Regions from separate parts of the Homo sapiens genome. Here regions 1 and 2 are each linked to region 3. A link is an interaction called in ENCODE POLR2A ChIA-PET data of the cell type or tissue named here. Cell type or tissue: PC-9. All regions are shown on one strand.

Region 1 (8,000 bases), 460 kb after region 3:
GCTCCATGAAAAAGATCCACATACAACCTCAGGTCCTCAGACCCACCAGCCCAAGGAACATCTCACCAATTTTAAATCGAGTAAGCGGCCTCTTCTTACTCTCTTCTCCAACCTCTCTCTGTCCATCAACCACTTTCTCCTTTCCAGTCTTCAATCTCTCCCTTCTCTTAATTTCAATTCCTTTCATTTTCTAGTAGAGAAAAAGGAGACACGTTTTATCCATGGACCCAAAACTCTGGCACCGGTCATGGACTGAGAAGGCACATTTCCCTTGGTGTTTAATCATTGCAGGGATGCCTGATTATTCAACCACGTTTCAAAGGTGTCAGACCACCCAGGGACGCCTGCCTTGGTCCTTCACCCTTAGCGGCAAGTCCCGCTTTTCTGGGGGAGGCACAAGTACCCCAACCCCTTCTCTCCGTGTCTCTACCCCTTCTCTGCTTTTCTGGGGGAGGGGCAAGTACCGCTCAACCCCTTCTCCTTCACCCTTAGTGGCAAGTCCCACTTTTCTGGGGGAGGTACAAGTACCCCAACCTCGTACCTCTGCACCCCAATCCCTTATTTCCGCACCCCGACCCCTTTTCTCTGTGCCCCAATCCCTTATTTCCACACCCTGACCTCTTATATCTCTGCACCCCAATCCCTTATTTCCATGCCTGGACCTCATATCTCTGCGCCCCCACCCCTTTCCCACTTTTCTGGAGAGTAAGAACCCCCGAACCCCTTCCCTCCGTGTCTCTACTCTCTCTTTTCTCTGGGCTTGCTTCCTTCACTATGGGCAACTTTCCACCCTCCATTCCTCCTTCTTCTCCCTTAGCCTGTATTTTTAAGAACTTAAAACCTCTTCAACTCTCACCTGACCTAAAATCTAAGCATCTTATTTCTTCTGCAATGCTGCTTGACCCCAATACAAACTCAACAGTAGTTCCAAATAGCCAGAAAACGGCACTTTCAATTTTTCCATCCTGTAACATCTAAATAATTCTTGCCGTAAAATAGGCAAACGGTCTGAGGTGCCTGACTTCCAGGCATTCTTTCACACATCAGTCCCTTCCTAGTCTGTGCCCAAAGCAACTCATCCCAAATCTTCCTCCTTTCCCTCCCACCTGTCCCCTCCGTCCCAAACCCAAGCATTGCTGAGTCTTTCTAATCTTCCTTTTCTACAGACCCATCTGACCTCTCCCCTCCTCCCCAGGCTGCTCCTCGCCAGGATGAGCTAGGTCCCAATTCTTCCTCAGCCTCTACTCCTCCACCCTATAATCCTTTTATCACCTCCCCTCCTCACACCGGGTCCCGCTTACAGTTTCATTCCATGACTAGCCCTCCCCAACCTGCCCAGCAATTTACTCTTAAACAGGTGCCTGGAGTTAAAGACATAGTCAAGGTTAATGCTCCTTTTTCTTTATCCCAAATCAGATAGCATTTAGCCTCTTTTTCATCAAATATAAAAATCCAGCCCAGTTCCCGGCTTGTTCGGCAGCAACCCTGAGACGCTTTGCGGCCCTAGACCCTAAAAAGTCAAAAGGCCGTCTAATTCTCAATATACATTTTATTTCCCAATCTGCCCCCGACATTAAATAAAACTCCAAAAATTAAATTCTGGCCCTCAAACCCCACAGCAGGATTTAATTAACCTCACCTTCAAGGTGTACAATAATAGAAAAAAGTTGTAATTCCTTACCTCCACTGTGAGACAAATCCCAGCCACATCTCCAGCACACAAGAACTTCCAAATGCCTGAACCGCAGTGGCCAGGCGTTCCTCCGCAACATCCTCCCCCAAGAGCTTGCTACAAGTGTCAGAAATCTGGCCACCAGGACAAGGAATGCCCGCAGCCCGGGATTCCTCCTAAGCCACGTCCCATCTGTGCGGGACCCCACTGGAAATCGGACTGTTCAACTCACTGGCAGCTGCTCCCAGAGCCCTTGGAACTCTGGCCCAAGCTTCTCTGACTGACCCCTTCTCAGCTTAGCGGCTGAAGACTGACGCTGCCTGAGTGCCTCGGAAGCCCCGTAGACCATCATGGATGCCGAGCTTTAGGTAACTCTCACAGTGGAGGATAAGTCCGTCCCCTTCTTAATCAATACGGAGGCTACCCACTCCACACTACCTTCTTTTCAAGGGCCTGTTTCCCTTGCCTCCATAACTGTTGTGGGTATTGACAGCCAGGCTTCTAAACCTCTTAAAACTCCCCAACTCTGGTGCCAACTTAGACAACACTCTTTTAAGCACTCCTTTTTAGTTATCCCCACCTGCCCAGTTCCCTTATTTGGCCGAGACACTTTAACTAAATTATCTGCTTCCCTGACTATTCCTGGGTACAGCCACACCTCATTGCCACATTTTACCCCAGTTCAAAGCCTCCTTCACATCCTCCTCTTGTATTACCCCATCTTAACCCACAAGTATATGATACCTCCACTCCCTCCTTGGTGACCAATCATGCACCTCTTACCATCTCGTTAAAACCTAATCACCCTTACCCCACTCAACGCCAATATCCCATCCCGCAGCATGCTTTAAAACATTTAAAGCCTGTTATCACTCTCCTGCTACAGCATGGCCTTTTAAAGCCTATAAACTCTCCTTACAATTCCCCCATTTTACCTGTCCTAAAACCAGACAAGCCTTACAAGTTAGTTCAGGATCTGCGCCTTATCAACCAAATTGTTTTCCCTATCCACCCTGTGGTGCCAAACCCATATACTCTCCTATCCTCAATACCTCCCTCCACAACCCATTATTCTGTTCTGGGTCTCAAACATGCTTTCTTTACTATTCCTTTGCACCCGTCATCCCAGCCTCTCTTTGCTTTCACTTGGACTGACCCTGACACCCATCAGGCTCAGCAAATTACCTGGGCTGTACTGCCACAAGGCTTCACAAACAGACCCCATTACTTCAGTCAAGCCCAAATTTCATCCTCATCTGTTACCTATCCTAGCATAATTCTCATAAAAACACACGTGTTCTCCCTGCTGATTGTGTCTGATTAATCTCCCTAACCTCAATCCCTTACAAAACAACAACTCCTTTCCTTCCTAGGCATGGTTAGTGCAGTCAGAATTCTTACACAAGAGCCAGGACCGCACCCTGTAGCCTTTCTGTCCAAACAACTTGACCTTACTGTTTTAGGCTGGCCATCATGTCTCTGTGCAGTGGCTGCTGCCGCCCTAATACTTTTAGAGGCCCTAAAAATCACAAACTGTGCTCAACTCACTCTCTACAGTTCTCATAACTTCCAAAATCTATTTTCTTCCTCATACCTGATGCATATACTTTCTGGCGCCCCGGCTCCTTCAGCTGTACTCACTCTTTGTTAAGTCCCACAATTACCATTGTTCCTGGCCCGGACTTCAGTCCAGCCTCCCACATTATTCCTGATACCATACATGACCCCCATGACTGCATCTCTCTGATCCACCTGATGTTCACCCCATTTCCCCACATTTCCTTCTTTCCTGTTCCTCATCCTGATCATGCTTGATTTATTGATGGCAGTTCCACCAGGCCTAATCACCACACACCAGCAAATGCAGGCTATGTTAAACACACCTCACCAAGCTCAGCCGACTTAAAAAGGACTGGACAATACTTTTACCACTTTCCCTTCTCAGAAGTCAGACCTGTCCTCAGAATGCTACAAAATACAGCCCATTTGAGCTCCTGTACAGACGCTCCTTTTTATTAGGCCTCAGTCTCATTCCAGACACCAGACCAAGTTAGACTATGCCCCAAAAAAACTTGTCATCCCTACTGTCTTCTGTCTAGTCATACTCCTATTCACCATTCTCAACTACTCATACATGCCCTGCTCTTGTTTACACTGCCGGTTTACACTGTTTCTCCAAGCCATCACAGCTGATATCTCCTGGTGCTATCCCCAAGCCTCCACTCTTAACTCTTGAGGTAAATAAATAATCTTTGCTGACAAGGCTATGCTGAACCTCCTTAGGCACTCTCTAATTAGATGTCCTAGGTCCTCCCAATTCTTAGACCTTTAATACCTGTTTTTCTCCTTCTCTTATTCCATTTAGTTTTTCAGTTCACACAGAACTGTATCCAGGCCATCAACAATAATTCTACACGACAAATGTTTCTTCTAACAACCCCACGATATCACCCCTTACCACAAAATCTTCCTTCAGCTTAATCTCTCCCACTCTAGGTTCCCACGCTGCCCCTAATCCCGCTCAAAGCAGCCCTGAGAAACATTGTCCATTATCTCTCCATACCGTCCCCCAAAATTTTCGCTGTCCCAACACTTTACCACTATTTCATTTTATTTTTCTCAGTAATATAAGAAGACAGGAACGTCAGGCCTCTGAGCCCAAGCTAAGCCATCATAGCCCCTGTGACCTGCATGTACACATCCAGATGGCCGGTTCCTGCCTTAACTGATGACATTCCACCACAAAAGAAGTGGAAATGGCCTGTTCCTGCCTTAACTGATGACATTATCTTGTGAAATTCCTTCTCCTGGCTCATCCTGGCTCAAAACCTCCCCCACTGAGTACCTTGTGGCCCCCACTCTGCCCGCCAGAGAACAACCCCCCTTTGACTGTAATTTTCCTTTACCTACCCAAATCCTATAAAATGGCCCCACCCCATCTCCCTTCAATGACTCTCTTTTCAGACTCAGCCCGCCTGCACCCAGGTGAAATAAACAGCCATGTTGCTCACACAAAACCTGTTTGGTGGTCTCTTCACATGGATGCGCATGAAACTGGGGTCCTCACGCCCACCAGCCCAGAGTACTCTCTAGAGGAAGGCTACAGATACTTCCTGGCTCGCTCATCCAAACGTTAGCTGTCTTGCTGAAACTCCTTTTGTCACCCTTGAAAACCACTGGAAGAATGGCCAAGAACCCAGCTATCCTGAGTAAGTTCACTTAAAGAAGCAAAATCTGACATGAGTGGCAAAACGGACATTGGCACCAAGAGTGTGGGTCAGAGTCCTGCCCCTTGGAACTACATCATCGCTTGTACAGTGTACCCCCCAGGCACCAAGAGACCAGGCGGAGACCCTTCAGTGGCCCTGGGCCTCTGGTCACTGTCTTCCTGCCTGGCACAGAGGCAGGCCCTCATAAATCAATGAGTACTGAAAGTTCCAGCCTTCTTGGTGGGTTCTCTGCACCCCGTCGTGAGCCACACCCTGCCCCAGGGAAATCAGGGTCAACTTGATGCTACCCCTAGGCCAGTGCCCCTTCTGCAGTGCCCCAGGCTGGCACCCCATACTTAGATCTCTTCAGCCTCTTCATGAAAACCTTCTTGTCCATCACCCCAGCATTCCCCAGACTGTGCTAAATGAGCAGCTGACCACACGTCAAATCAATTTTCAGAGTTTGCCTTTGGTTTAATATTCATGGCTTATCCAAAAGATCTTGTCACCATAGCTAGATGAAAAAAATGACAAGGCTCTGGAGAAGCAGAGCCACAAGATGGAAGATACCTGGGTCCTAGGTTCATGAGGAGAGGAGCTTCTTGCTCCACAGACTGTCACATGAGTGGGAATGAAACTTTTGCTGCGTTTAGACGATTACCTTTCTTCACTCTGTCACATAGTCTATCCCCGCTAAACAGAACTTGACCTCCACCAGACCGTTTACATCAAGACCTATATGTGTAGTGCAGCGGCCTGAGCCTCCAATCCATGCCCCACCTATCCAACCAGCCTTGCCATATTCTAACTCTGAGAGTGGTATTCTGGGGGCAGACGCTCAGAGCATAGAATTGACTAATGCCAGATACTTCAGGCGCTTTGCACTTTGAAGTCTCTCTGTCCTAGCACATTCCAAGTACAAAGAAGACACTTCAGCAGTACAACCTGGCCTACACTCAGTTCAATTACTTCTTCAAAAACCTAGGCCCGGCCAGGTGTGGTGACTTACATCTGTCATCCCAACACTTTGGGAGGCGGAGGTGGGTGGATCACCTGAGGTCAGGAGTTCGATACCAGCCTGGCCAACATGGTGAAATTCCATCTCTACTAAAAATGCAAAAAATTAGCTGGGTGTGGTGGCAACCCCCTGTAATCCCAGCTACGCTGGAGGCTGAGGTGGGGAAATTGCTTGAACCCTGGAGGCGGAGGCTGCAGTGAGCCGAGACTGTGCCACTGCACTCCAGCCGGGGAAACAGAGCAAAACCCCATCTCAAAAAAACCCAAAAAAACAAAAACAAATAAAAACAAGCCTAGGCCCACATCCAGACAATGGAATGTTATTTAGCACTACAATGAAATGAGCTATCAAACCACAAAAAGCCATGGAGAAACCTTAAATGCATATTCCTAAGTGAACGAAGCCCATCCGAAAAGGCTGCACACTGTATGATTCCAACGATATGACATTCTGGATAAAGCAAAACTATGGAGACAGCGAAAATATCCATGGTTTCCAGAGGTCAGGAGAAAGGAGGAATGAATTGATGAAACACAGAGGATTTTTAAGGCAGTGAAACTACTCTGTGTGATACTACAATGGTGGATCCACGTCATTGTCCATATGTCCAAACCCATGCAATGTACAACACCAAGAGTGAGCCCTCATGTTAACTATGGACTCTGGGTGATAGTGCCCACCTCGGCCTCTCAAAGTGCTGGGATTACAGGTGTGAGCCACAGCGCCTGGCCTCTGCTTCATTTCTCTAACACATTAAGTCTATTTAAAAGGAAAAAAAAATTCCCTATCCCCAGGATAGCATTACCTTTGGGAGGAGAGGAGCTAGCGTTAGGGAGGGGAGAATGAGGTGCTCAGGCAAGCTGGCCATGCCCAGTTCCTTGATCTGCATGACGTGCATGTGCTTTACTGTGTGAAAGCTCACCCGGTTATCCACTTGGGATATGTAAACAAAAATGTTTAAGGAAACTTCGAGGATGGGCTGCTGGGTGACAGCAGGACAGGCTCATGAGGACCAGCCATCACCCAAATGCTCTGGTCCTCCAGGCTGCCTGCCCATGCCTCAAGCTGTTTGGTCTACAGTGCCAAAAGGTCAGGAAGAAGGACAGTTAGGACAACCTCATAGTTTCAGCAACATGGAGGCCATCAAGAACCATTTTGAAACCATATGGAATGGGGGGTGGGGACAGAAGCTTGTTTGGAAAAGGTAGAAAAGTGAGTGGAGGGGCCAGGTGCGGTGGCTCATGCTTGTAATCCCAGCACTTTGAGAGGCTGAGGCAGGTGGATCACCTGAGATTGAGAGTTCAAGACCAGCCTGACTAACATGGAAAAACCCCATCTCTGCTAAAAATACAAAATTAGCCATGTGTGGTGGCAGGTGCTTGTAATCCCAGTTACTTGGGAGGCTGAGGCAGGTGAATCACTTGAATCTGGGAGACAGAGGTTGCAGTGAGTTGAGATTGCACCATTACACGCCAGCCTGGGCAGCAAGAGCAAAACTCCATCTCAAAAAAACCAAAAAAAAAGAAAAGTGAGTGGAGGTTCAGAAAGTCAAAGATGGTCCATGTGGTAGGCAGAATAATGGCCCACAAAGATGTCCACAGGCCTTAATCCCCAGGACCAGTGATTATGTTACCAGACATTGATGGAAAAAGGGACTTGGCAGATGTGATTAAGTTCAGGATTTTGAGTGGGGGAGATTATCCTGGATTATCTGGAAGGGGTTTATATAATCACAAGAGTCCTTAAAATGAGGAAGGTGGCTGAGTGCAGTGGCTCACACCTGTAATCCCAGCACTTTGGGAGACCGAGGTGGGTGTATCACCTGAGATCAGGAGTTTAAGGCCAGCCTGGCCAACATGGTGAAACTCTGTCTCTACTAAAAATACAAAAAATTAGCCGGGCATGGTGGCTGATGCCTGTAATCCCAGCTACTCAGGAAGCTGAGGCAGGAGAATAGCTTGAACCTGTGAGACGGAGGTTGCAGTGAGCCAAGATTGCACCATTGCACTCCAGCCTGGGCAACAAGAGCAAGACTCTATCTCAGAAAAAGAAAGAAAGAAAGAAAGAGAGAAAGAAAGAAAGAAAGAAAGAAAGAAAGAAA
Region 2 (8,000 bases), 980 kb before region 3:
TGTAATCCCAGCACTTTGGGAGGCCGAGGTGGGCAAATCACCAGAGGTTAGGAGTTTGAGACCAGCCTGGACAACACGGTGAAACCCCGTCCTACTAAAAATATAAAAATTAGCCGGTTGTGGTGGTGCGCGCCTGTAATCTCAGCTACTCGGGAGGCTGAGGCAGGAGAGTCACTTGAACCCAGGAGATGGAGGTTGCAGTGAGCCGAGACTGTGCCATTGCACTCCAGCCTGGGCGACAGAACGAAGCTCCATCTCAACAAACAATACTAATAAAATAAACAACTTTCTTACAATCAAAATAAAAGATCATATCGTATCTAGTTTCTGCAACTTCTCTCTGGGATCAATAGACTGTGAACTATTTTTTGTTTACCAGATCTATGATAGGTACGATTTTATTGATTATTTTTTTTGAGACGGTCGTGCTCTGTCGCCCAGGCTGCAGTGCAGTGGCATGATCTCAGCTTACTGCAACCTCCGCCTCCCTGGTTTGAGTGATTCTCCTGCCCCAGCCTCCCAAGTAACTGGGACTACAGGCGCACACCACCACACACAGGTAATTTTTGTATGTTTAGTCGAGACGGGGTTTCACCATGTTGGTCAGGCTCTTCTGGAACGCCTGACCTCAAGTGATCCACTCACCTCAGCCTCTCAAAGTGGACTGATTGATTGACTGATTGATTGATTGAGACAGTCTCACTCTGTTGCCCAGGCTGGAGTGCAGTGGTGCGATCATAGCTCACGGCAGCTTTGAACTCCTGGACTCAAACAGTCCTCCCACCTCACACCACTGCACTCCAGCTCGGGCAACAGAGCAAGACTGTGTCTCAAAAATAAAAATAAACAAAAATAAAATCTGGAAAAAGGGGGAGAGAGGGAGGGAGGGGAGAAATGGTGGAAAAACTACCTATTGGGTACTATGTTCGCTATTTGGGTGATGAGTTCACTGGAAGCCCAAACCCCAGATTATACAATACACCCATGTACAAAAGCTGCACAGGTACCTCCTAAATTTTTTTTTTTTTTTGGAAATGGAGTCTTAGTCTGTCGCCCAGTCTGGAGTGCAGGGGCACAATCTCAGCTCACTGCAACCTCTGCCTCCCAGGTTCAAGCGATTCTCCTGCCTCAGCCTCCCGAGTAGCTGGGATTACAGGCGCCAGCCACTATGCCCAGCTAATTTTTGTATTTTTAGTAGAGACAAGGTTTCACCATGTTGGGCAGGCTGGTCTTGAACTCCTAACCTCAGGTGATCTGCCTGCCTCGGCCTCCCAAAATGCTGGGATTATAGGCGTGAGCTACCGCACCTGGCCCTCCTGAATCTATTTTTAAAAAACAAGTCTGGTAAAAGACATCAGAGAATTTAAAAAAAAAAAAGAAAAGAAAAGAAAAAAAAAAGAGGTCACCAGAAACCCTTCCATCTGGAAGAAACGGTGTTAATTACCACACAGTGCCTTAAAGAAATGCAGGTTAAATCTCTTACAGTCTTGGAGGGTCAGAAGTCCGAGATAGGTCTCCCTGGGCTCAGGTCAAGTGCAGGCCGTGCTCCTCCTGGAGGTGCTGGGGGATGATCCCCTTTCCTGGCCTTTGCCAGCTTCTAGAATCTGCCTGCACTCCTTGGCTGGAGGGAGGACCTCACACACAGTGCGGCCTCTCCAGCACACAGAGTTGCTAGAGGTCCTCCCTCCAGCAACTGCCCGTGTTTCTCCCTCACCAGCCCTCGGCTCTTCCTCTCCTGCCTCCACGGCCCTGGTGATTGGACTGGGCCACCAGGATAATCCCAGAGCCTCTCCACATCTCAAGGTCCGCTGATCCGCAACTTCCGTTCCCCTCTGCCACAGAACCCGCAATCATGGGATCTGGGGACTGGGGCATGGACATCTCTGGGGCTCATTATTCTGCCTCCACAGCCGGTCACAGCACCGCCGTGCCACGACCCAGCCAAGGCCTGGGCAGGAGGCAGGAGGGAGGCAGGAGCCCGGGACTCCTGGGGGTGACAAAGTTTGCAGCTATCACCCTGATCCTCAATCCCGGAGGCAGCCAGCTGGAGGTCGCCCCATCTCGGGACACAAAAGCAAACTCAGTGGGCTTGTGGGGAACGAATGCGCAACAGAATTTACATCAATTTAAATGTACAGGCAGTGGCTCACTCCTGTAATCCCAGCACTTTGGGAGGCCGAGGCAGGCGGATCACCTGACGTCAGGAGTTCAAGACCAGCCTGGCCATCACGGCGAAACCCTGTCTCGATTAAAAATTTAAAAATTGGCCGGGCACAGTGGCTCACGCCTGTAATCCCAGCACTTTGGGAGGCGAAGGCGGGCGGATCACGAGTTCAGGAGATCGAGACCATCCTGGCTTACACAGTGAAACCCCGTCTCTACTAAAAATACAAAAAATTAGCCAGGCGCGGTGGCGAGCGCCTGTAGTCCCAGCTGCTCGGGAGGCTGAGGCAGAAGAATGGCCTGAACCTGGGAGGCGGAGCTTGCAGTGAGCCGAGATTGCGCCACTGCACTCCAGCCTGGGTGACAGAGCGAGACTCCGTCTTAAAAAATAATAATAATAAATAATAAATAATAAATAAAAATAAAAAATTAGCTGGGTGTGGTGGTGGGCACCTATAATCCCAGTGACTCGGGAGGCTGAGGCAGGAGAATCACTTGAACCTGGGAGGCGGAGGTTGCAGTGAGCCGAGATCACACCACCGCACCCCAGCCTGGGAGGCAGAGTGAGACTCCGTCTCCAAAAAAAAAAAAAGAAATCAGGGAACTTTGCAAATAAAAATACCCTTTTGGGCAGCAGCTGAGAGCTGTCCTTCCCGTTTCGAGGGCCAGATCACGCCAGGGAAAGACACTAAGGCCACACCTGATACACAGCTCCGCCTCTGGGGTCCTCAAAGTTCCTCCCCGTCAAAAAATATTAATCCTCCGCTCCAGCCGTTTCACTAAGGAGAGTCTCTTCTAAAGAAACAATCCTAAAGATAGAGAAACAGCAGCCTAAGGAGATGGGAGCTGCTTTCCTTAGGAGACTGACTCATTGGAGACAACCTAATTGTCTGACAGCAGAAAGAGCTTGTGACAGCAAAGCCCTGTCATTAAAATGATGGAGGAACCCAAGAGGCTGCACTGCGTGTGTGAGCAGAAAAGCAGGACCCGAAATCCAATGATTGCAGCCTCGAACTTTTTTTTTTTTTTTTTGGAGATGGAATCTCGCTCTGTCGCCCAGGCTGGAGTGCAGTGGCACGATCTCGGCTCACTGCAAGCTCTGCCTCCCGGGTTCAAGCAATTCTCCTGCCTCAGTCTCCCGAGTAGCTGGGACTACAGGCGCCCGCCACCACACCCAGCTAATTTTTCTGTATTTTTAGTAGAGACGGGGTTTCACCGTGTTAGCCAGGATGGTCTCGATCTCCTGACCTCGTGATCCGCCCGCCTCGGCCTCCCAAAGTGCTGGGATTACAGGCATGACCCACTGCGCCGAGCCCTGTTTTTGTATTTTTAGTAGAAACGGGATTTCACTGTGTCAGCCAGGATGGCCTCGATCTCCTGACCTCATGATCTGCCCGCCTTGGCCTCCCAAAGTGCTGGGATTACAGGCGTGAGCCACCACGCCCAGCCACCTCAGACATTTTTTAAGAGCCTAGAACAAAGGCTGGAAAGACGTTAACTGAAATATTAACGGATGCACTGCCAGGCGGGTGAGAACGTGGGTGTGAACTATCTTTTCCCTCTGTTCTACTTTTCGGAAATTTTCACATTTTCTAGAAAAGGAACATAATAGAACTAAGTTTACCTCTTTTTATATTTATTTAGTTAGTTATTGAGACAGCGTCTTACTCTGTTGCCCAGGCTGGAGTGCAGTGGTGATCTTGGCTCTCTGCAGACAACAACTCCTGGGCTCAAACGATCCTCCCACCTCAGCCTCTCAAGTAGCTGAGACTACAGACGCGCACCACCACGACGGGCTAACTTTTTAGTTTTTGTAGAGACAAGGATCTCACTATGTTGCCCAGGCTGATCTCAAATTCCTGGCCTCAAGTGATCCTCCCATCTCAGCCTCCCAAAGTACTGGGATTACAGGCATGAGCCAACATGCCAGGGCCTAAGTTCACCTCTAATCAAACTGGCTGTGTTCACTACTAGGTGTATAAAATTAATCCAGTCCCTTTGTTTTGGTGTGTGAATGTGTGTGTGAATTGAGAGTGTGTGGTGTGCGGGTGTGATGAGACATAGGAGACTGTGCGTGAGCAGTGGGGGTTGTGTGTGTGTCTGCATCTGTGTGGACATGTCTGAGTGACTATGTATGAAGAATGTGTGTAAGAATGAGTTATGAGTGGACTCTGTGGCTCACGCCTGTAATCCCAGCACTTTGGGAGGCCGAAGTGGGTGGATCACCTGAGGTCAGGAGTTCGAGACCAGACTGGCCAACATGGTGAAACCCCGTTTCTACTAAAAATACAAAAATCAGCCAGGCATGGTGGCGTGCACCTGTAATCCCAGCTACTCGGGAGGCTGAGGCAGAAGAATCGCTTGAACTCCGGAGGTGGAGGTTGCAGTGAGCTGAGATCGTGCCACTGCACTCCAGCCTGGGTAACAGGGCAAGACTGTCTCAAAAAAAATTTTTTTAAAAGAATGTGAGTTATGTGAGCATGTGTGTGCTACATGAGTGAACACGGGCATGTGTGTGTAAATGAGCACATCTGTACTTGTGCACGTGAGTGTGAATGTGTGAGCTATCAGTGTGTGGGTGTGTGTGGGGGGGGTGTACGTGCAAATCCACACAGGTGCTGCGTGGAGATGAGAACGTGTGTGGTGTGGGTGTGAGTGTGAGCGTGCAAGGGTGTGCATATAGGAAGCTCCGTGTGTGGATGTGAGCGTGGGAGCGTGCCGTGGAAAGCATGGGGTGTCCGTGTAAGTAGAGTGCGTGTGGGGTGAGCAGAGGTGTGTCTGTGTGGCTGGGGTGGAGGTGTGGACTCAGGCGGTGTTTGTGGACATGTGGAAGTGTGAGCACTGCTGGAACTGTGTGTGTGTGATATGGGTGTGACACGGGAGAGGGTTTATGAGCCTGAGTGTGAGTGTGCAGGTGTGTGTGCGAGGGCATGTGTGTGGGTGTGGTGTGTGTGAATGCGGAGTGTGCGAGTAAACGTCCGTGTGTGAATGTCAGAGTGTGGGATGTGGCATGTGATTGTCAGAGTGTCTGAAGTGTACGGGTATGAACGGGCGTGGGCGTGGGGCCGTTGGACGAGTGAGTGCACATGCGTGTGCGTGTGCCAGTCTGCGGGCGTGGGTGAGGGACTGATGGAGCGTGTGCCTTCCCAGCAGGGGCTAGAGATCAGCCTCGGGCAGTGACGCTGGGGCACCTCCCCTGCCAGCCATCATCTTCCCCAGGCTCTGCAAGGCTCAGCTGCATGCTGGCCGAGGGGGCCTGGCACACAGAGGCCGATCCCCAGAGGGACAGCAGGGGTCTGGCATCATGGCAGGGGACACAGCGCCACCCTCAGGGGCCCCGTGACCAAGGCGTGCCCCTCCCTACCCCTCACACATCCACCCCTCCACCCTGCCCCCAAGGCGGGTACCCAGCGCAGGCCCGGGCAGCTGCCCCAGCTCCTGGACCCTCCACATCAGAGTTCCCAAGACACCCGTGCCCGCGGGAGCCTGAGCTGCCACGAAACCCGAGAGCCAGGAACTCTGGGAAACCCGCAGTTCTGAGCTGCCCAGAGAAACCGCAGGAAGGGCCTGGCCAGCAAGTCACCATTCCCGGCTCCTGAGTGTCACCACGGCCAGCCTTCCACAGGGCAGGCAGACACAAGACACAACACACAAAAGGAAGGGGAGACCCCCAGGCCCCTTCCGCAGAGGCTTCTCCGACCCCCGGCCCAGAGGCTGCCCCCTCCCCTTCCCGGGGGGGAGATGTCCCCTTCCCGGGGGGGAGATGTCCACTTCCTGAGCTTGGAACACAGCAGAGTGGCCCCCGGCACCTGTGAAGGGACACAGGTGACATCCTTTGCTCTCCCAGCGCGGCCGGCTGGGAGCTCTCCTCCTTCACCCAAGGCCTGGAGATGGCGGTGGCTGAGAAAGGCTGGCCGGGTTCCCAGGCTGCTCCAGCCACGCAGAGGCGTCCCTGTGTCCTTGCCAATGGTATCTGAGTAGGGACTCCCCTCCCTCATCCGTGCAGAGCAGAGGCCCAGCGTGCAGCATCTCACCCGGGCTCTGTGACTGTGCGACACGCTAACCACCACTAGCTGCGTGGCCTTAAGCAGGCAGCTGACCCCCGGGCGCCCCGACTTCATCTGCAAAGCAAGGGTCACGGCAAACCATGGCTCCGAAGCTAGGATTCCGTCACGCCATCTCCACTATCCTGCAAGTTCAACGCCCGCAATAAATCAGCCGCTGTGCAGGGCTCCTGGGGGCAGCCAAAGCCTCTCGAGCTGGCTCTTCCGCCCTCCTCCAGCCACGACTCCCGAGGCTTCCAGTGCAAACCCTCGGAACACACGGGCCGGGGCTTTTTCGCTCTGTCGCCCAGGCTGGAGTGCAGTGGCGCGATCTCGGCTCACTACAACCTCCGCCTCCCGGGTTCACGCCATTCTCCTGCCTCAGCCTCCCAAGTAGCTGGGACTACAGGCGCCCGCCACCACACCCAGTTAATTTTTTGTATTTTTAGTAGAGACGGGGCTTCACCATGTTAGCCAGGATGGTCTCAATCTCCTGACCTCGTGATCCGCCTGCCTCGGCCTCCCAAAGTGCTGGGACTACAGGAGCCCGCCATCACGCCCGGCTAATTTTTTGTATTTTTAGTAGAGACGGGGCTTCACCGTGTTAGCCAGGATGGTCTCGATCTCCTGACCTCATGATCTGCCCTCCTCGGCCTCCCAAAGTGCTTTTCATTTTTACTTTAAAGGCTCGCCACATGGACAAAGGCCAGGCGGCTTCACACACTCAGTCGACTCCAGGTACAGACCCCTGACCTTTTCAGGGCTCTTCGCATGTTCTGGCCTCCCTGGCGTAGTGCCCCCCACAAAACAGGGGCATCATGGCCAGGCGCGGTGGCTCACGCCTGTAATCCCAGCATTTTGGGAGGCTGAGGCGGGAGGATTTCTTGAGCCCAGGAGTTTGAGACCAGCCTGGGCAACACAGTAAGACCCTGTGTGGTGTGGTGGGGCGCACCTACAGTCCCACCTCCTCGGGAGGCTGGGGCAGGAAGATCACTCAAGCCCAGGAGGTCGAGGCTGCAGTGAAGCAGGATGACGCCACTGCACTCCAGCCTGGGTGACAGAGCAAGACCCTATCTCAAAACAAAAATGAAGCAGGAGCATCAGCTCAGGAGGTGTGTGGGAAAACACAAGTTCCCCCAGACCTGGGCTGAAGCCGCTGCCCCCACTACACCCCCAGCACGCCCCTCAGCAAGGCCAAGGCCAACACCAACAGGCCCAGTGCACTAAGACGCACTTTCTAAAAATGGCCACAACATGACCTCCCACCCCAAGAGGTCTTCTGCAATGACAGCTCATCACTCATCCTGGCAAGTGGGGGGTCTGTGCCCCGTCTCTTGACTGTGGCAGCTTCTGGGACTGCCTTGGTCAACAGGGTGTGGAAGTGATGCCATGTGACAGCCAAAGCCAGGGCCCGTCCTTCTGGTTTTCTGGAGACGCTTGCTCTTGGGACCCAGCTGCCACGCTGTGAGGAAGCCCAACTAGCCTATGTAGAGAGACCACATGGAGAGGCCACTTAGACCACATGGAGAGACCACATGGAGGGGCCACATGGAGAGGCCACGTGACAAGGCCACATGGAGAGGTCTCATGGAGAGGCCACACGAGGCCACATGGAGGTGTTCTGGCCACAGGCCCCACTGAGGTCCAGGTCAACACCAGCATTGACCACCAGACCTGCGAGTGAAGATGCTTCCAGGAGACTTCAGTCCCCAACTGCTGAGTCACTGTGGTGGAGGCTCCAGACACCATGGAACAGATAACTCGTAGTGCCATCCCCTGTGCAAATACCTGCCC
Region 3 (8,000 bases):
CTCGTCCATCCCAATTCAAGCAGTGACAAAGGACTAAAACATGGCGGATGGTGGCATGTCACACAGCCCTGCCTCTGACCAATGAATCATTTCTAAGAATGCATTCCTTTATTAGTCACCACAGTGCTCACATCATCCTATGAAGCAGAGGAATCCAACAGGGAAGGTTTCCAACACTTCTGGAGACATTCTCAGATAAATGGTTATCTACAGAAAACTGTAACACATATAAAAAATATGAAGAATAGGTGATCAGACGCGGTGGTTCACCCCTGTAATCCTAGCATTTTGGGAGACCGAGACGAGAGGATCACCTGAGCCCAGGAGTTCAAGATCAGTCTAAGCTATATAGCAAGACCCTGTCTCTACAAAAAATAAAAATAAAAAAAATTAGCCAGGTATGGTGGCACGTGCCTGTACTTCCAGCTACTTGGGGGTTGAGAAGAGAGGATTGCTTGAGCCCAGGTATTTGAGGCTGCAGTGAGCTATGATTGCGCCACTGCCCTCTAGCCTGGGCAACAGAGCAAGACACTGTCTCTAACAACAACAAAATAGTTGTAACCCTCACAATGTAAAAATAAAAGGGACCAGGCGCGGTGACTCACACTTGTAATCCTAGCACTTTGGGAGGTCGAAGCGGGTGGATCACGTGAGGTCAGGAGATCGAGACAAGCCTGACCAACATGGTAAAACCGCATCTCTACTAAAAATACAAAAATTAGCCAGGCGTGGTAGCGGGTGCCTGTAATCCCAGCTACATGGGAGGCTGAGGCACAAGAATCACTTGAACCCAGGAGACGGAGGCTGCAGTGAGCAGAGAGCACGCCACTGCACTCCAGCCTGCGCAGCGGAGGGAGACTCTATCTCAAAAAATAAAAATAAAAAATAAAAGGATCAATAGCCTAGTCTAAAATTGGGCAAAAGATCTGAACAGACATTTCCGCAAAAATGATACACAAATGAGCAATAAGCAAATGAAAGGATGCTCAACATCATTAGTCACCAAAGAAATGTTCCTCAAAGCCATGAGACAAAAAACAAATGGCCTGTGGCCCCAGCTATTCGGGAGGCTGAGGCAGGAGAATCACTTGAACCCGGGAGGCAGAGGTTACAGTGAGCCGAGATTGCGCCATGGCACTCCAGCCTGGGTGACAGAGTGTGACTCCGTCTCAAAAAAACAAAACAAAACACAACAAAACAAAATCATGAGCTACCACTTCACATTCACTAGGATGGCTATAATTAACAAGTCATATAATAAGAGCGTTGGGCAATTAGAACCCTTATACACTGCTGGTGGGAATGTAAAATGGTACAGCTGCTTGGAAAAGTCTGGCAGTTCCTCAAAAGGTTTCACAGAGCATTAACACATGATCCAGCAATTCACTCCTAGGTACACACTCAAGAGAAATGAAAACATGTCTGTATAAACACTTGTATGCGAATGTTCATAGCTGCACTATTCGTAATAGGTGAAAAATGGAAACAATCCAAATGCCTACCAAATGGCAAAGGGATAAATAAAATGTGGTCCATTCATTCGATGCTCTTATTCAGCCATCAAAATGAAGTACTGATACATGCTAAAACATCGATGAATCTTGAAGACATTATGCTAAGCTTAAGAAACCAGACCAAAAGGCCACACAGTGAATAAATTCCACTTATATGATGTCCACAATAGGCAAATGTACACAGACAGAAAGCAAATTAGTGAATGCTTAGGGTTGGGAGAGTTTGGGGAAAATGAGGAGTGACTGCTAATGGGTATGGGATCTCTTTCTTTCCGTTTTGTGACAGAGTCTCCACTCTGTCACTCAGGCTGGAGTACGGTGGCATGATCTCAGCTCCCTAGCAGCTGGGATTACAAGCATGCACCAACATAATTTTCTCTATTTTTAGTAGAGACGTAGAGATGGGGTTCCACTGTGTTGGCCAGGCTAGTCTCATGCTCCTGGCCTCAAGTGATCCACCCACCTCGGCTTCCCAAAGTGCTGGGATTACAGGTGTGAGCCACTGTGTCCCGCCTGGTACAGGATTTCTTTCAGGAGTGAAGAAAATGGTATAAACTTGATGATGGTGATGGCTGCACAACTCTGTGATTATATTAAAAACTGTTGAATTGGAAAGTTTACAGAAGTGAATTGTATGGTATGTGAATTATATCTCAATAAAGCTATAAAAAAATAGGTATCAAATAGAAAAGGCTACTTTTTACCTCTCATGCTGACACACATGATGGCTGACACAGTACATATGACAACTGCCAGGAGAATCATGAGGACGATCAAGTAACTGCTGAGCAAGGCTCCACCAGCACAGTCCAGCTTTCCTCTGTGCATGAGATACAACGTCAGAATGCCAATCCACCTGGCAAAAAAAAAAAAGGGAAGGGTCAGAAATGAAATCCAAGGAGCTGCTGTGTAGAACATGATACAAAGAAATAAAAGGGGACAGGGCGCGGTGGCTCACACCTGTAATCACAGCACTTTGGGAGGGTGAGGTGGGCGGATCACAAGGTCAGGAGATCGAGACCATCCTGATCAACATGGTGAAACCCTGTCTCTACGAAAAATACAAAAAAAAAAAAAAAAATAGCTGGGCGTAGTGGTGCGCACCTGTAGTCCCAGCTACTCGAGAGGCTGAGACAGGAGAATTGCTTGAACCTGGGACGTGGAGGTGGCAGTGAGCCGAGATCGTGTCACTGCACTCCAGCCTGGGCAACGATATGAGACTCCGTCTCAAAAAAAAAAAAAAAAAAAAAAAAAAAAAAAAAGAAATAAAAGGAGTTAATATTTTCCAAAACAAGGCAAGGTTCACTTTGGAATATAATTTTCTTTTTGTAGAGACAGGGTCTTGCTATGTTGCCCAGACTGGTCTTGAACTCCTGGCTTCAAGTGATCTTCCTGCCTTGGCCTCCCAAAGTGCTGGGATTACAGGCATGAATCACTGCACCTGGCCTGGAATATAATTGCCAACAATAAAAGATCTAGGCCCGGCACGGCGGCTCACGTCTGTAATCCTAGCACTTTGGGAGGCCAAGGCAGGAGGATCACTTGAGCACAAGAGTTGGACACTAGCCTGGGCAACACGGTGAGACTCCATCTCTACAAAAAATAGAAAAAGTTAGCTGGGCGTGGTGGCACGAGTCTGTGGTCCCAGCTACTTGGAAGAGTGAAGTGGGAAGATCGCTTGAGCCCAGGAGGTTGAGGCTGCAGTGAGTGGTGATCGCACCACTGCACTCCCGCCTGGGTAGCAGAGTGAGACCCTGTCTCAAAAAAATAAAAAGAAAAGGGGTCTCACTATGTTGCCCAGGTTGGTCTCAAACTCCTGCCCTCAAGCAATCCTCCCGTCTCAGCCTCTCAATGTGCTGAGATAACAGGCGTGAGCCATGGCGCCCAGCCAAGAATCTACTTTTGCATAACAATGATTCATTCCCTGCACAGATCCTCTGGGAACAGACTTCAGGTACCAATGCCACTTCCCACTGATTCCACACTTTGAAAGACAACAGCGTTGTATGTTGAGCCTGTCTGCTTCTCACGAAATGCAGCCACAACCGGCTCGGTATTTTTTCCTATCCTTCGTGTTGCAGATTCAAGTGCCCCGTACAAAGGGAAGGAAGGGCACAAGTGGCTGCTCCCGCCTCAAGAAAGGAGAACTCGAGGCCAAGGCTTTTGCCGGCGGTAACACCCTCGTGGCACCCCAGGGCCAGGTCTCGGCGCTGCACACAAAGGGGTGCTCGCGTCCTGCTGCGCGGACTTCGAAACCCCCTGTTTGTCCCCCGGGGTCAGCCCACACACTCTGGGGGCTTCGGTTTGTCATCCGTCAAATGGACACAGCACCACTGCCCACCTCTTCGGGCAGTGGTGAGAACTCGATAAGAGGATGCGTGGCCAGCGCTGGGACCGCGACAGTGCTTGGGAAGCCACTTCTGTCACCGTCTCAAGGGACAGCTCGCCCCCCGCTCCCTCTCCGGTGGGCTCCACCGCCCCCGTAGCCGCCGTCCTTACCACAGCACTCGCACGACCAGCTCGAAGAACCCTGGGAAGACCAAGTCGTCGCTGGCGATGGCCCAGCGCCGGCCGAAGAGTACCATCCCCGGCATGGCGAAGGTCCCGTAGCTCGCACTCAGGAGAGACCCCGCGCGCCGTTCACCGAGAACAAACCAGCACCCTCCGGACGCCGCCACCAAATTATCGGCGCTCAAGCGCAAACGCAGCGAGGGCGGGGACCTGCGCATGCTCACGCTGAGGCCGAGATCGGCGCAAGCGCACTGAGCCCTACACCGCCTCTTCCGCCGGAGCTGTCTGCGCCTGCGCAGAAACGCTGATCCGGAAGGCGCTGGCTGAGTCGATTGCAGGTCTGCCGGTCGGTGAAATCCGTTCTGGTATTTTCTTTTTCTTTTTCGTGAAGAGTGCAGTGATATCCGTTCTGGTGATATTTCCTTTTCCTTTTTTTTTTTTTTTTTTTTTTTTTTTTTTTTTTTTTTTTGGTGACGGAGTCTCGCTCTGTTCCCAGGCTGGAGTGCAGTGGGTGTGATCTCGGCTCACTGCATCCTCCGCCTCCCGGGCTCAAGCGATTCACCTGTCTCAGGCTCCGGTGTAGCTGTGATTACAGGAGCGCGCCACCACGGCTAATTTTTGTATTTTTAGTAGAGACGAAGTTTCACCATGTTGGCCAGGCTGGTCTCGAACCCCTGACCTCAAGTGATCCGCCCGCCTGGGCCTCTCAAAGTGCTAGGATTACAGGCGTGAACCACTGCGCCCGGCCCTGTTTGTCTGTTTGTTTAAGGCAGCGTATGGCTCTGTCGTTCAGGGTGGAGTGCAGTGGCGCAATCATGACTCACTGCAGCCTTGAACTCCTGAATGCCGCCTTGAATTCCTGGATTCCAGCGACTCTCCCACCTCAACCTCCTGAGTAGCTGAGACCAAAGGCACGTGCCACACTCCCGGCTAATTTATTTTTATTTATTTATTTATTTATTTATTTATTTATTTAGAGACATAGTTTTGCTCTTGTTGCCCCAGGCTGGAGTGCAATGGCGCGATCTTGGTTCACCACAACCTCCATCTCCTGGGTTCAAGCGATTCTCCTGCCTCAGCCTCCTGAGTAGCTGGGATTACAGGCATGTGTCACCATGCCCAGCTAATTTTGTATTTTTAGTAGAGATGGGGTTTCTCCATAAATTTTCCTATTTTTTGTAGAGACCGGAGTCTCACTCTGTTGCCCAGGCCGGTCTTGAACTCCTGGCCTCAAACCATCCTCCCGCCGCAGCCTCCCAAAGTGCTGGTATTACAGGCGTGAGCCACTACACCTGACCGAAATTTTCATTTTATAAGGAGGGACGCTTCAGGCCTGGAGGAATTAGCTAGCCTAGAGACCCAGGCTGTCAATGGCAGGTGTGGGACTCATATCCCGTTCTGTGAGACTTGCAAGCATGGGACAACATTGCTTCCATCTGTGCCCCTTGCTGTAAGGAGCCCGTGTTAGGAACCCCTCGAGTTCAGGGTCTGAAACCACCCTGCAGCTGGCGGGGTGGAGTCTGAGCGCTTTTCAGTACCCCCACTGCCCCACCCTGGTCTGAGCCACCTTCATCTCCTGCCTGGGCTCATCACCCCACTGTGCTTTCTCATTCTGCTGTGCCCTCTTCAGCAGCCAGGGTGACTTTGTGAACCTTCAGATAAAGCCTGCACCCTGCCTGGGACTTTGCAAGGCTGCACTTTGTGCATAAAATTACATTGCAGGCCAGGCGCGGTGCCTCACGCCTGTAATCCCAACACTTTGGGAGGCTAAGGTGGGCGAATCACGAGGTCAGGAGGAGATCGAGACCATCTTAGCCAACATGGTGAAACCTCGTCTCTACTAAAATTTAAAAAAAAAGTTAGCCAAGTGTGGTGGCACGCACCTGTAGTCCTGGCTACTTGGGAGGCTGAGGCAGGGGAATCGCTTGAACCTGGGAGGCAGAGGTTGCAGTGAGCCAAGATCGCGCCCTGCACTCTAGCCTGGCAACAGAGCAAGACTCCGTCTCAAAAAAAAAAAAAAAATTACACTCCAGCCCCTGGCAAAGGCCTTTCCCTGGTAGTCACACATCAAAAGTTTGTAAGGGCTCATTTATCTGTCTCCCTGGTTACTATTTGCCTCTATCACCCACCCCACTGCCTGCCGCCTTTTCCCCCTCTGAAAAGACATCAGGGTCATTTTTGCTCCAGGGGTTCTACATTCTGTGTTTCCTCTGCCAGGAATAGCCCCCCTGCAGGTTTTCTGTTACTGGATGGAAAGTCTTGGCTGTGAGTTGGTCAGGGGCTTGCGTGTTGAACCGAGAATTGCAACACAAGGCCGGGCACGGTGACTCACGCCTGTAATCTCAGCACTTTGGGGAGGCCGAGGCGGGTGGATCACCTGAGGTCAGGGGTTCAAGACCAGCCTGGCCAACACGGCGAAACCCTGTCTCTACTGAAAATACAAAAACTAGGCCAGGCACGGTGGCTCATGCCTGTAATCCCAACACTTTGGGAGGCTGAGGCAGGAGGATCACCTGAAGTCAGGAGTTCAAGACCAGCCTGGCCAACATGGCGAAACCCCGTCTCTCCTAAAAATTAGCTGGATGTGGTGGCACATGCCTGTAATTCCAGCTACTCCGGAGGCTGAGGCAGGGGAATCGCTTGAACCTGGGAGGCGGAGGTTGCAGTGAGCCAAGATCGCGCCCTGCACTCTAGCCTGGCAACAGAGCAAGACTCCGTCTCAAAAAAAAAAAAAAAATTACACTCCAGCCCCTGGCAAAGGCCTTTCCCTGGTAGTCACACATCAAAAGTTTGTAAGGGCTCATTTATCTGTCTCCCTGGTTACTATTTGCCTCTATCACCCACCCCACTGCCTGCCGCCTTTTCCCCCTCTGAAAAGACATCAGGGTCATTTTTGCTCCAGGGGTTCTACATTCTGTGTTTCCTCTGCCAGGAAGAGTCCTCCTGCAGGTTTTCTGTTACTGGATGGAAAGTCTTGGCTGTGAGTTGGTCAGGGGCTTGCGCGTTGAACCGAGAATTGCAACACAAGGCCGGGCACGGTGACTCACCCCTATAATCTCAGCACTTTGGGGAGGCCGAGGCGGGTGGATCACCTGAGGTCAGGGGTTCAAGACCAGCCTGGCCAACATGGCGAAACCCTGTCTCTACTGAAAATACAAAAACTAGGCCAGGCACGGTGGCTCATGCCTGTAATCCCAACACTTTGGGAGGCTGAGGCAGGAGGATCACTTGAAGTCAGGAGTTCAAGACCAGCCTGGCCAACATGGCGAAACCCCGTCTCTCCTAAAAATTAGCTGGATGTGGTGGCACATGCCTGTAATCCCAGCTACTCGGGAGGCTGAGGCAGGAGAATTGCTTGAACCCGGGAGATGGAGGTTGCAGTGACCCAAAATCACACCACTGCACTCCAGCCTGGGCAACAAGAGCAAAACTCCATCTCAAAAATAATAAATAAATAAAAATTGCAACAAAAACCCCACAAAGCAACAACGACAACAACAAAAAACAAATCAACAAAAGACAAACAAATGGCGTAAAAAGCACAGATTGATTGACACGAAGTTCAAGAGACCACACAGCTCAAGAGACCCCTCAATTAGGGTCTTCATTAAGCAGAAAGAATGTGGTTAACACTCATGGCTGAAGTGGAAACTTCTGTCTTGTTATCACAGAAGTGCAGATGTGGCCTCTATGCTGCCTTATCTTGCCCAGAACTGGCTGCACCTGCTGATCTTTTGCTTATGCCTTAACCCTTGTTAACCATTGATTACCCTCATTCCTGATTCTCCTGCCTCATTTCCTTTTTTTTTTTTTTTGAGATGGAGTCTTGTTCTGTGGCCTAGGTGGGAATGCCATGGCGCGATCTGAGTTCTGCAACCTCAGCCTTCTGAGTTCAAGCGATTCTCCTGCCTCAGCATTCTGAGTAGCTGGGATTATAGGCATATGCCACCATGCACAGCTAATTTTTGTATTTTT

Evidence for each region. Peaks named below come from ENCODE experiments on the same cell type or tissue, not always from the same donor. Only the 100,000 strongest peaks of a DNase experiment are listed, where the experiment ranks them.
Region 1: POLR2A ChIA-PET joins it to region 3 with 24 read pairs; 2 of 35 experiments call an interaction of 5 or more read pairs at or near these places.
Region 2: POLR2A ChIA-PET joins it to region 3 with 13 read pairs; 2 of 35 experiments call an interaction of 5 or more read pairs at or near these places.

The regions. Positions count from the first base shown.
Region 1 is chr7:6,904,269-6,912,268 of GRCh38, forward strand. No RefSeq gene overlaps it. Among named protein-coding and RNA genes, the nearest start is that of CCZ1B, 82 kb to the left of the region's middle. In PC-9, no CTCF peak of the experiment used is centred here; no DNase peak of the experiment used is centred here.
Region 2 is chr7:5,464,805-5,472,804 of GRCh38, forward strand. It overlaps a transcript of FBXL18 not described here. Among named protein-coding and RNA genes, the nearest start is that of MIR589, 27 kb to the right of the region's middle. In PC-9, no CTCF peak of the experiment used is centred here; no DNase peak of the experiment used is centred here.
Region 3 is chr7:6,443,735-6,451,734 of GRCh38, forward strand. It overlaps DAGLB (diacylglycerol lipase beta), which reads right to left and starts at 4,220. Exons shown (of 15, transcript NM_139179.4): 1 at 4,014-4,220; 2 at 2,219-2,370. The coding sequence starts at 4,108. RefSeq lists an enhancer at 4,428-4,477. In PC-9, a CTCF peak has its summit at 4,343; DNase peaks (open chromatin) are centred at 97, 3,447, 4,297, 4,827 and 1 weaker place; H3K4me3 peaks cover 1,986 bases; H3K27ac peaks cover 4,035 bases.